Linked DNA regions of Homo sapiens: region 2 is linked to region 1. The links are chromatin contacts, found by Hi-C or POLR2A ChIA-PET in ENCODE. All regions are on one chromosome and are shown on one strand. Each heading gives the region's core, a stretch centred on a gene start or an enhancer-like site at or near the end of the contact. The rest is flanking DNA. Distances are from core to core; before and after follow the strand shown.

The links. Hi-C counts contacts between places; a loop is a spot of excess contacts on that map. ChIA-PET counts read pairs that join two places held with the same protein, here RNA polymerase II (POLR2A). Pooled maps may share reads with other maps.
Region 2: a loop to region 1 is called in a pooled map, with 4 times the contacts of the local background. The contact joins the promoter of EIF2B5 here to the promoter of MAP6D1 in region 1. A Hi-C loop is called at or near these places in 2 of 50 pooled maps. POLR2A ChIA-PET finds 5 or more read pairs at or near these places in 3 of 52 experiments (H1, WTC11 and activated T-cell).

Annotation. Positions count from the first base shown.
Region 1 is chr3:183,822,494-183,829,024 of GRCh38, forward strand. It overlaps MAP6D1 (MAP6 domain containing 1), which reads right to left and starts at 3,084. Exons shown (of 3, transcript NM_024871.4): 1 at 2,654-3,084. The coding sequence starts at 3,054. It also overlaps a transcript of PARL not described here. RefSeq lists silencers at 2,662-2,791, 2,812-2,881, 2,942-3,291.
Region 2 is chr3:184,133,682-184,137,421 of GRCh38, forward strand. It overlaps EIF2B5 (eukaryotic translation initiation factor 2B subunit epsilon), which reads left to right and starts at 1,677. Exons shown (of 16, transcript NM_003907.3): 1 at 1,677-1,899; 2 at 2,931-3,055. The coding sequence starts at 1,705. It overlaps EIF2B5-DT (EIF2B5 divergent transcript), which reads right to left and starts at 1,580. Exons shown (of 2, transcript NR_183721.1): 1 at 855-1,580; 2 at 1-597. RefSeq lists enhancers at 66-707, 1,577-1,636, 1,957-2,026 and a silencer at 1,777-1,886.

The DNA.
Region 1 (6,531 bases), core at 1,834-4,333:
TCCAAACCATACAATTCATCCATTAAAAACATACAGCTGGATGACTTTTGACAAATGTAACCACTTGGGTACCACCACCATTATCAAGACACAAAGAACATTCCATGTCCCCAGGAGGAGGCTCCCTCATAGGTCGGCACTTTGTAAGGAACTCGCTGGGGGACAGTGGTTGCAGGGTGGGTCTTGCATTCACTGACACGTCCTCAAGCTGAGCCGCCAAAGCTGGAGTGGGCAACACTGAGCCGCAGCGCTCAGGCCCTAGACTAGCCAGCTGGAGGGGCCTGAATAGCGGAGAGTCTGGAAGGCCAGGGGTCCTGAGCGTGCAGCGCATTCCAGCGGCTGAAGTTCTAGGCACCAGAGCAGGGCAAGGGGTGGAGCTTGCAGGGAGACAGCTTCAGCTCCGGGAAGGAAGCGCTTTCTGTCAGTTACAACAGTCTGCCCATGGAGCGAGCTGACTTGCATGGCGCTGGGCTCCTCTTTACTAGGGATGTTCTAGCAGAGGCTTAGCTTTTATTTATTTGAAGCAAGGTCTTGCTCTGTTGCCTAGGTGGAGTGCAGTGGCACAAACACTGCTCACTGCAGCCTCGACCTCGCAGGCTTGAGGGATCCTCCCACCTCAGCCTCCCAAGTAGCTGGAATCACAGGCAGGCACCACCACGCCCAGCTAATTTTCTATTTTTTGTAGAGGCAGGGTCTCACTATGTTGCCCAGGCTGGTCTTGAACTCCTGGGCTCAAGTGATCCTCCCACCTAAGCTTCCCAAAGTGCTGGGATTACAGGTGTGAGCCACCATGCCTGGCTGGCTTAGCTTTTAGAAGGAGTCCCTCATCCGGGCATGGTGGCTCATGCCTGTAATCCCAGCACTTTGGGAGGCCGAGGCAGGCGGATCATGAGGTCAGGAGTTCAAGACCTGCCTGACCAACATGGTGAAACCCCATCTCTACTAAAAATACAAAAAATTAGCTGGGCGTGATGGCACACACCTATAATCCCAGCTACTCAGGAAGCTGAGGCAGAAGAATTGCTTGAACCTAGGAGGCGGAGGTTACAGTGAGCCAAGATGGCGCCACTGCTCTCCAGCCTGAGCGACAGAGCGAGACTCTGTCTCAAAAAAGAAAAAAATCAAAAATAAAAATAAAAATAAAAATTAACTGGGCATGGTGGCACAAGCCTGTAATCCCAGCTACTCGGGAGGCTGAGGCAGGAGAATTGCTGGAACCAGGGAGGCAGACATTGCAGTGAGCCGAGATTGCACCACTGCACTCCAGCCTGGGTGACAGAGCGAGACTCCGTCTCCAAAAAAAAAAGTTAAAAAGATAGGCAATACATGGACATGTTACAAAGGCAAAAAAAGCAATCGTTCAAAAGAGCAGAGTGAAAAGCCTTCCACCCCTGGCAGTCCCTATCAAGTTCCTCTCCCTAACGGTACCATCTCCTCAGACATCCATCAGGGCATCCTGTGCTTATTTGAGCATATGTGTGTATATTAATACCCCTTTTTAAAACACAAATAGCCTACGTGCTGCTGGGCACCTTGCTTTTTTGGTATGCGTATATTTAAGATCCGCTGGGTTTCAGTATCCCATTTCATGGCTGTGCTATAATTAACCAGTTCCCTACATCAGCAGGACAAGGGGTTTGTTGTACAATGTCTCCACCTATCTTACGCTCCTGAGCTCCCACCCTACCTTGTAGGATACCTGTAGGGAAAATTCCTAGTAGTGAAATAGCTGCATCAAAGGAAAAGTAGTGCTTTTAATAGTCCCACATTAGAAACACCCTAAATAGTCAATGGTAAGGAAGTAGATAAATAAAACTTGAAGATATAAAGGCATATCCATAGGATAAAATACTGCACGTTTATTAAAATTCATGTTGCAGAACATGTAGTAACACGGACAGACTTCTACAACTGGTGAAAAAAGTGTACAGTAAGAATCTAACCACGTAAAAATATATCAGTGCATATGCACCAAATGCACATTACGGAGTAGAAAGAACTCGTCTGGGGAGGGATCAAGGAGATACGTATTTTGTTGTAATTTCTGTACTTTCCCATTTTTCTACAGTATGAATTACTTTTGTGGTAAGAGGAAAAAAGGGAGAAAGCCCTCGGCTGTCCAGGAGCAGAGCTGGGCTGGGAGGTGGGGAGGGCCCGCGGACCCGTTCTCCCTGAAAGCCCCTGTCACAGTGGGACTCTGAAGGGCTCACCCACACGGGACCCTGCGCTCGGTCCTCACCACCAACGCCCGCACACTAGGCAGTGACCGGAGAGAGCTGGGGGACATGGCCTGCGCGCACCCCTCGCACGGCTAGGCCCGGCGGTGGGAGTTAAAGGGAGGCCGGTTCCAACTCGGCTGAAGGCAGGCCATTCTGACGGCTGCCCCCAGGAGGGCGGCTGCGAGGGCAGCGGTGCGCTCCCGGCACGGGGGTGCTCGAGCACTGAGTCCGGGCATGGAGCAGCGAAGGCGCCGCCTGCAGTGCCCACGGACCAAACGGGGGTGACCTCTGAGGCCGCCGGCAGCTCCGAGGTCGCGTGGGATCCGGGCTCCAGGCGCCTCCGCTCTGCCGCCCACCCCATCCCTCTGGCTCCGGGCCTCCGCGTCCTCCCACCACAGGGTGGGGACTCGTTGCGGTCCCTACCCAGCCCATACCTGTACGACGTGGTCACTGCTGCAGCCGCGTCCGCGTCGCCGATGGGCAGCACGTAGACCCCGCGGGCGCCGGGCGCAGGTGGCGCGGAGGACTGCGCGGAGGATTTGCCCCTGCGGCCGCCCGCCCCCGGTCCGCGCCCCGGCGGCGGATCCTTGGGCCCGGCGGGCGTGGTCCACAAGCCGAAGTCCCGCTGGTACTGAGTGAGCGGCACGTCCCGGCCGGAATCCCGGGCGCCCGCGGGAGGCTGGCCCCTGCGCGAGGCGGCGCCGCCCGTGCCCGGCTCCTCGCTGTCGAGGTCCGAGTAGCCGTGCAGAGTGAGCGGCACCGCCACGTCGGAGCGGTCCAGCTGGTTCCAGCGCCGCGCCAGGCAGCACAGGCGGCTGATACAGGGCCACGCCATGCCAGCCCCGGCGCCCGCCGCCCCGCTCCCGGCGCGCGGCGCTCCCGGCCGCGCCTCCTGCGCCCAGCGTCCCCGCCCCCGCGGCCCGCCCCGCGCCGCCGCAGCACCGCCCCCCGGCACGAGGGTGGGCGTCCCGGGAGGGGGCGCACTCGGCGGCAGCCCCACTTGGCCGGGGCCGGCTGCGCACGGCTGGAGCTGGAGGGAGCGCGGATGGGGGAAAGGCTGCACCGTCGCCAGGGGGCACCGGAAACCGCCTGCATTCATTTACAAGTGTCCATCTCGAAGAATGCCTCAGAATTGAATCCAAAGTTCCCTCAGTGTCATCTTATAAATGGCCCCGGCTTCGCAGAGGCCAAGGGCCCGATGGTCGCAGCTGGGAGCAGTCCGCCAGCCGGGAGGTTCTCCATGTGGCCTCGGGACGCCCAGCGACTGCTGCATTTGTGCCAGGCTGCACCGCATGGACTCCGCGGGCACAGGGGCAGGTGCAGCAATGAGGGTGTCAGAGAAGACTCGGGGCCCTGCTTCCCGGAGAACACGTGTTTCAGTCAGCCTGTGAGTCGCCGCCTATTTGCCTTTAGGATGCTAGTCTACATTTGTGACAACCAATCCACTTTTCATTAGAATTGGCATTAGCCACCAATCGACCTTTCCCTGGGTTCTGAAATTCCTAATTTTAAAGCATGGCCATTTGCAAAAGCTTTAGTTTGATAAAGCGGCCACAGAACTGGCCACAAGGCTATCAAGTTCCTTTCCTCCTGTGCATGCATGGCTGTTTTCAGGCAGAGCTGTTGAGGGATCCTCCAGCGTAAAGGCAGGTCTGTTCAATGCAGGACACCGTCTCAAACAACTCCCTGACCACCCACAAACGCTTTTCTGAATATTTGACACATGCTCTCGGTATACACTGCAGACCAATTACTAATAACACTACTGAGACAGCATTAATTACCCAGAGCTCCATTTCAAGGTTGTACTTGGAAGGTATCCAGTCTGCGCCTGGGAGGGGACTGCAGCACATCCCTGGCCAGTCAGAAAACAGATTCATCTCCCAAAACATTGCCTGTCTTAGCTTGAAGTTGTAGCAAAGTGACATGACGGCTGCCTAGAAGTGGCAGCAGGTCAGCTGAGCAGGCCAGGCCATGTCCCAGCAGGCAGCAGGCGAGGCGCCAGGTGTAGAGGGAGATCCTGGAAAATGACACACAGGGGCCGGGTCAGAGTGAACTCTTTGTGGACTGTCCGCCACGGCCCTGGGTTAGCCAGCCTGGCAGATGGCGCTTGGGACTAAAATTCTCCATCTCGCAGGAAAAGAGAGCAGCTCTCTTTTTATTACTTCATTGATCAAACAACAGTCAAAGAGCAGTTGCTATGTGCTAGGAATAATTCTGGGTGCCTTCAGGAGGTTTAGTGTGGTAGTGAGGGACGGAAGGAAGTGTAATTGAACTGACAAGGCCAGGTCAGCATGAGAGGGAGGCAGGCTGGGGAAAGCTGGACTCGCCACCTGTTGTGAGGGAGGGTGGTTGGGCCAGGTGGGAATGTAGGTCACGGGGGAGGAGGGTTCAGCTGAGGTAGCAGACCATGGAGGGTCTTGGTGGCCACACTAAGGAATTTTAGCTTTTCATATGGCCGGGTGCAGATGGCTCATGCGTGGAATCCCAGCACTTTGGGAGGCTGAGGCAAGAGGACTGCTTGAGCCCAGGAGTTTGAGAACTGCCTGGGCAACACAGTGAGACCCTGTCTCTACAAAAAACTTTTAAAAATTAGCCAGGCGTGGTAGTGTGTGCCTGCAGTGCCAGCTACTTGGAGGCTGAGGCTTGAGCCCAGGACTTCAAGGCTACAGTGAGCTATGATTGCACCACTGAACTCCAGCCTGGACGAGAGAGAGAGAGAGAGACCCTGTCTCAAATAAATAAAAGTTTTTCACAGGTGACAACAAAGGAATGACAGACATGTTTTTAGCACTCTGGCAGGCATATGGAGAAGCACAGGGTTGCTTTGGAGACCAGCTGGAAGAACAGGCTCAACAGTCCAGGGACTAAGAAGTGAGGACCACCACGGAGTCACAGGCACTGGGAAGGCTGAGGGGCTGAATTCTAGAAATAAGAGGCGAGAGAGGGAGATCTCGAATGGCTCCGGGTTTCAGACTTCACCGATTGCTCGTGTCACTCCTTAAGCCGAGTGCTATTTGAGGGGCCTGTGCAGGGCGGGGGGGTGGTCCCAGAGCCTGGAACCATGCGTGTGTTGCAGTAGACACATTTACTAAGAGTACAGAGAGATTCTGTGGGTCTGGAGCTCAGAATCCTCACAGATAACTGAGGCTTCAGCAAGTGCACCCACTCAAGAAGTGTATGGAATGAGGGAGACGGCAGCCACGGCATGTTCCTAGGTACCCCACACTTCAGATGCCAGTGGAGGCGGCACAGCCCAAGAGGCCCACGGGCCAGGGAGTGCATGGCCTTGAAGGCAGTGATCGCGGGTCCCCAGAGAAGCCAAGAGGAGAAAGTGAAGCACCCTCGTGGGCAATCAGGAGGGAGCTGTGGACAGCAAGGCTTCTCCGGCCACAGCCAGGTTCTGGCCTCCCCAGGCCATGCACAGAGGCTCCAGCATTGAGGGGTTTTAGGGACCAGGAGATGCTACAGGGACTTCTAACTTTTTCCCAGTCACAAAGCAGGGACACAGAGATGTCTTCATTGCCTCTTTGCCTGGTCTGCCCAAAGCACGATGTGAATTAATGTTGGGCTCTAGAGGGAATGTCCCTATGAACTCAGCCTCCTATCCCATCTCTGGAAAACGCATCTTGCCTCATCTGTGTTGCAGAGTTGTTAGCAGATGTCAGAGCAAAGCATTGTGACCTTGGGCAGTGCCCCTACACCACGTGTGCCGTTTCCTCGCTGGCAAAATGATGGCTAAGATAACTCTCTCCCCTAGAAGTGATACGAGTTTAGAACAGAATCCTGTGCCTGGGAAGAATAACTGTAAATCATAGTAGAAACAAGTCCAGCCTGATGGAAGAAGGATATGAAGGACTGCCAAATACTGGACAATTTCTATGTGCTGGGCGCGTGCTGCCATGCAGTTCTCACTTGCCTGGTGAGGTGGGCACCACTCCCACTCCTTTTCCAAAGCCGCCATTCCCATCCCCCACGGCACACAACCTGAGTCCGATCGGCCACAGGAGGCTGAAATCAGGGCCTTCGATCCTCCCAGGACAAAGCTGCAAGACTTGGTATAACATTTTGAAGCCATCAAAAGACTAAAAATTCTCCTGTAAATGACTTCAAGAAGAACATACTCTCAAACTGCATTTCCTAGATGTCATTCTCAGTCACGAGGGTAACATGAATTCCACAACAGTGAGGCTGTGACGACGACAGCCACTATCTGCTATTTCAGTGAGACGCTTCAATTAGAACACTTTCAAACAGAAGATAAAATTCGGCTCAGATTCAAGTCTGAATTTACCCAAATCACTTCTTTCTA
Region 2 (3,740 bases), core at 427-2,926, 310 kb after region 1:
CAAAAAACAGTTTGAGAGAGTCTTCCTGAAACTCGTCTATTAAAATCATATCCATATAGCTACCAGTCTACAGAATTTTAAGACCTGGATTTACCATAAGCACAAATGCCTTTCGGCAGCGGATTCACCACTTCCCAACTTCCCAAGGTTGCGGGAATCATTTAAAATAAATTCTGCAATCGGACCTACTTTCCATACCCAAACACCCCCCCAAGAGTGTGTGTGTGTGTGTGTTTGTGTGTGTGTGTGTGTGTCCTATTTAATTCCTTCTCCCCTCCCCCATTTCTACCTCTGGATTTGTAGGGCAGTTGAACATTCCTTTTCTACAACGTGCATTCATTTAATGGAAAACTTTTACTTAGTTGGCTTCAGCCTTTCCTTTTCTAGGATAAATCAAATGGTTTTCGTTCCGCACCCTAACGAGGCAAGAAATGACAAACTCCTCGGTCCCCCTAGGCGGGCGCCGGAGCACGACGGGTCAAGTCGGAATCGCCACGTGGAAACAGCTCTCAGCATCGCGAACTCCAAATCCCGACGTGCAACGCGGGGCGGGATGGGAACAGTTTGCAGGAACTGCAGAAGCCTGTGGCGTGGAACCTGGACAGGTCCCGTGCAGAAAGGGCGCTATGCCTTACAGAAAAGTTCCTTGCCTCCCAAATGACGCCCAGCCTTCCTGCCCCGTTCCACCGCTTTCCCACGGCCCCGCCCCTCTACAGAGTTGGTTTATTCCCCGCAGCCACCGCTTCTTTCCCCAAAGAGAAAAAGGTGCTGCTGCGCCTTTTCAAGCCTTGGACCTTTACGCCCGCACTTTCCTCTGCCCAGAAAGCTTACTGCTTAACTCCAGTACAACTTACTGGTGCGCCTGGATCCACCCCCGTCTCCACTCTGCTTAAGACACAGGAGGCTGATAGGCTGGAAGAATGAATAGATGACATAAAATAGTCATTGTTATCCCCACATAACTTGGCAGCAAGATTGTGGAACTCTGCAGTCAGACAGATCGGGTTCCAATACCAGTTCTTCCACTTACTAGCTGGGTAAACTTCCTTCATCCTTCTGAGAGTTCAAGAAACGTTTGCTGAACGAATGAATAAGATGTTTTGCAGAGATAATGCTTGTATCGTGCCTGGCCCAAAATCAGCGCTCAATGGAATTACTGGTCTCCCTACTATATGCCTGCCACCTTCTCTATTTATGCAGGTTCTGAGTTCCTCGCAGCGGGGGAACATCTGGCTCGGTTCTATCTCCCCAAGGCGCTGGGTTCCCAGAAGTTTCTAGAATGAATACGGAGGGCTACATATTTCACATGCGCGGGGCGGGGAAACTGCTGGGCGATTACAGATTCCCGATGGAGCTGGCCCCTTCGTGGCGACCACAAGTCCTATCACGCCACAAGAATCTCGGCTTGTTCACCTACAAATGAAGGCCGACGATACTTGCAGACCGAGTCTGACATCTATGGGACCCCACTCCTACCCTGCGCCTCAGGGGCCGGGACAACCGTGACCCGTACCGACTCCTCGCGCCTCCGGGATCAACCTCAGACCCCTGTGGGCTCCCGGGGAAGACGCATGCGCACTGCTCCCTCCTCGTCTCCTTCCCTTCGTTAATTAGTCCATCGCATTTCAAGTGCTGGATCCTTTTTGTCCCCTACTGCGTGCGGTGGCAGCTTCCTTGCGGAAGTGGTGACCGTGAGAGAAGAAGATGGCGGCCCCTGTAGTGGCGCCGCCTGGTGTGGTGGTTAGTCGGGCTAACAAGCGCAGCGGCGCGGGGCCGGGAGGCAGCGGTGGCGGGGGAGCCAGAGGGGCGGAGGAGGAACCGCCGCCGCCCCTACAAGCAGTTCTGGTGGCCGATAGCTTCGATCGCCGCTTCTTCCCCATCTCCAAGGACCAGCCTCGGGTGAGCGCCGCGCACGCGAGCAGCCAGAGGGCAGGAAGGGTGGCAGGGCTGGAGCAAGTTCTCATTTCGGCTAACTACAACAGCATGCCCTTGAAGGACCTGCGTCTATGCTGTTATCCTAAAACCGGATGCAGAGGGACTGTCTAAACCCTGATGACTGCTGACCAAGTTAGTGGCCGGCAGATTTGGGCATTCGTAATGCTGTCCACCTCGGGTTTGAAAGGAATGAAGAGAGCTAAATGTAGAAACAGCGCTTGAGAGAAGCCTTCACGCGGGGATTCAGTGCCCCTAGAAGAGGCTGCGCCGCTTTTAACCTTGCCGATGACGGTTGCTTAGGTGAAAAGAAACGACCTTTTGCCTCTGAAAGGGCGGTAATATGCCTTAAAAAGAGCGGGCTAGATCTCAGGCAGTGTATTTTTTTTTTCCTTCCAGGTTCTAATGATAGCCGGTGCTATCTGTCGAAAGGACAAAATGGGTTTAGTGGTTGATTGCCATCAGCCCCCGAGTTGTCTAGACAATGGGGTATTGGACTCAGCTGGGTCGTTCAGCAGTCAGTTCAGAAAGAGGGAACTGCATTGGATTTAAGGAAAATCCTCTCTAATTCCCTCGAAAAAGCCTAATGGCTGTTCATTTTTGACAAGTGACGGGAGATGGCTAACCTCTGACACTTAGAAAGGGATCAAGGAAGGAAATCTTATGGGGAAGAAGGCCTTAGCAATGCTTAAATTTATGGAAATATGATTGATTTCCAGTATTATCCTTTGCCAGCAGTGAACTGCCATTCTGTCACAGCTCTGTGTCTGATACAAGGCACATAGATTCTGTACTTACCATCCCCAAATTGCAATGTCTCAGACTCAGGCTTAGAGCATGGCATGAACATCAAAGGCAGGAACCTGTTTATCTTTGAATTGGAAAGATACAGCAAAATTACACTGTTTGGAAATACGAATAGAGGAGTGAAAATTGTTGCAGTGGGGTACCCAAAGGGATTCGAGACCTCAAGTTTTTTTTCATCTTGTATCCTTCAGGTCCTCTTGCCCCTGGCCAATGTGGCATTAATTGACTACACTCTGGAATTCCTGACTGCCACAGGTGTACAGGAAACATTTGTCTTTTGTTGCTGGAAAGCTGCTCAAATCAAAGAACATTTACTGTAAGGCCCTGCAACTTTTCTTTCCATGTTTCGCCATCTTTTTCCAGTTTTTTCAGGATGAATGTAACTAAGGGGAAATGTGAGAGGGGAAAAATGTGTCTACTTAGATGTCATTGTAAGTTCTAAGGGTATTTTCTACACTTATCAGGAGGTGAGCAGCTGAAACTTTGTATCTGTCTGTCTTGGGTTTTCTGTGACAAAGATTAAAGAATAAACTTGGGTTTTTTCTGAATCTCATTATAAAGTTTGGTGCCAGTGGACTTTGCTTTTATTTAATGGCTTCAGTATGGAAGTTACAATGATAACATCTTTGTTTTCCCACTGAGTTTCTAAATCTTGTTTGTTCTCACCTTCAAGGATATAAATGAGCTCCTTGTCATCTTTGTATTCCCACTGCCTAGCTCAGTCCCAAGCATATAGTGAGCACTTACATGTTTGTTGAAATCTTGAAAACTAGGGAATCGCATTGCTTATGGAAGTCCAGGATGTAAAGACTAGGACATTAGCATGGTCTCCATCAGACAGTTCCTAAATGTTATATGGATTGCAGAAGGGGAAAGCTGACGTGAAGCGTGTTCCCAGGCTACTTTGTGTACCCTAGGCTTCAGCAGGATTTTGAGTTCAAATTGATGTTTAGGGACAAGGGGTCAAGGTATGGAGAGGAAATAACCATGTTTCCTAACCC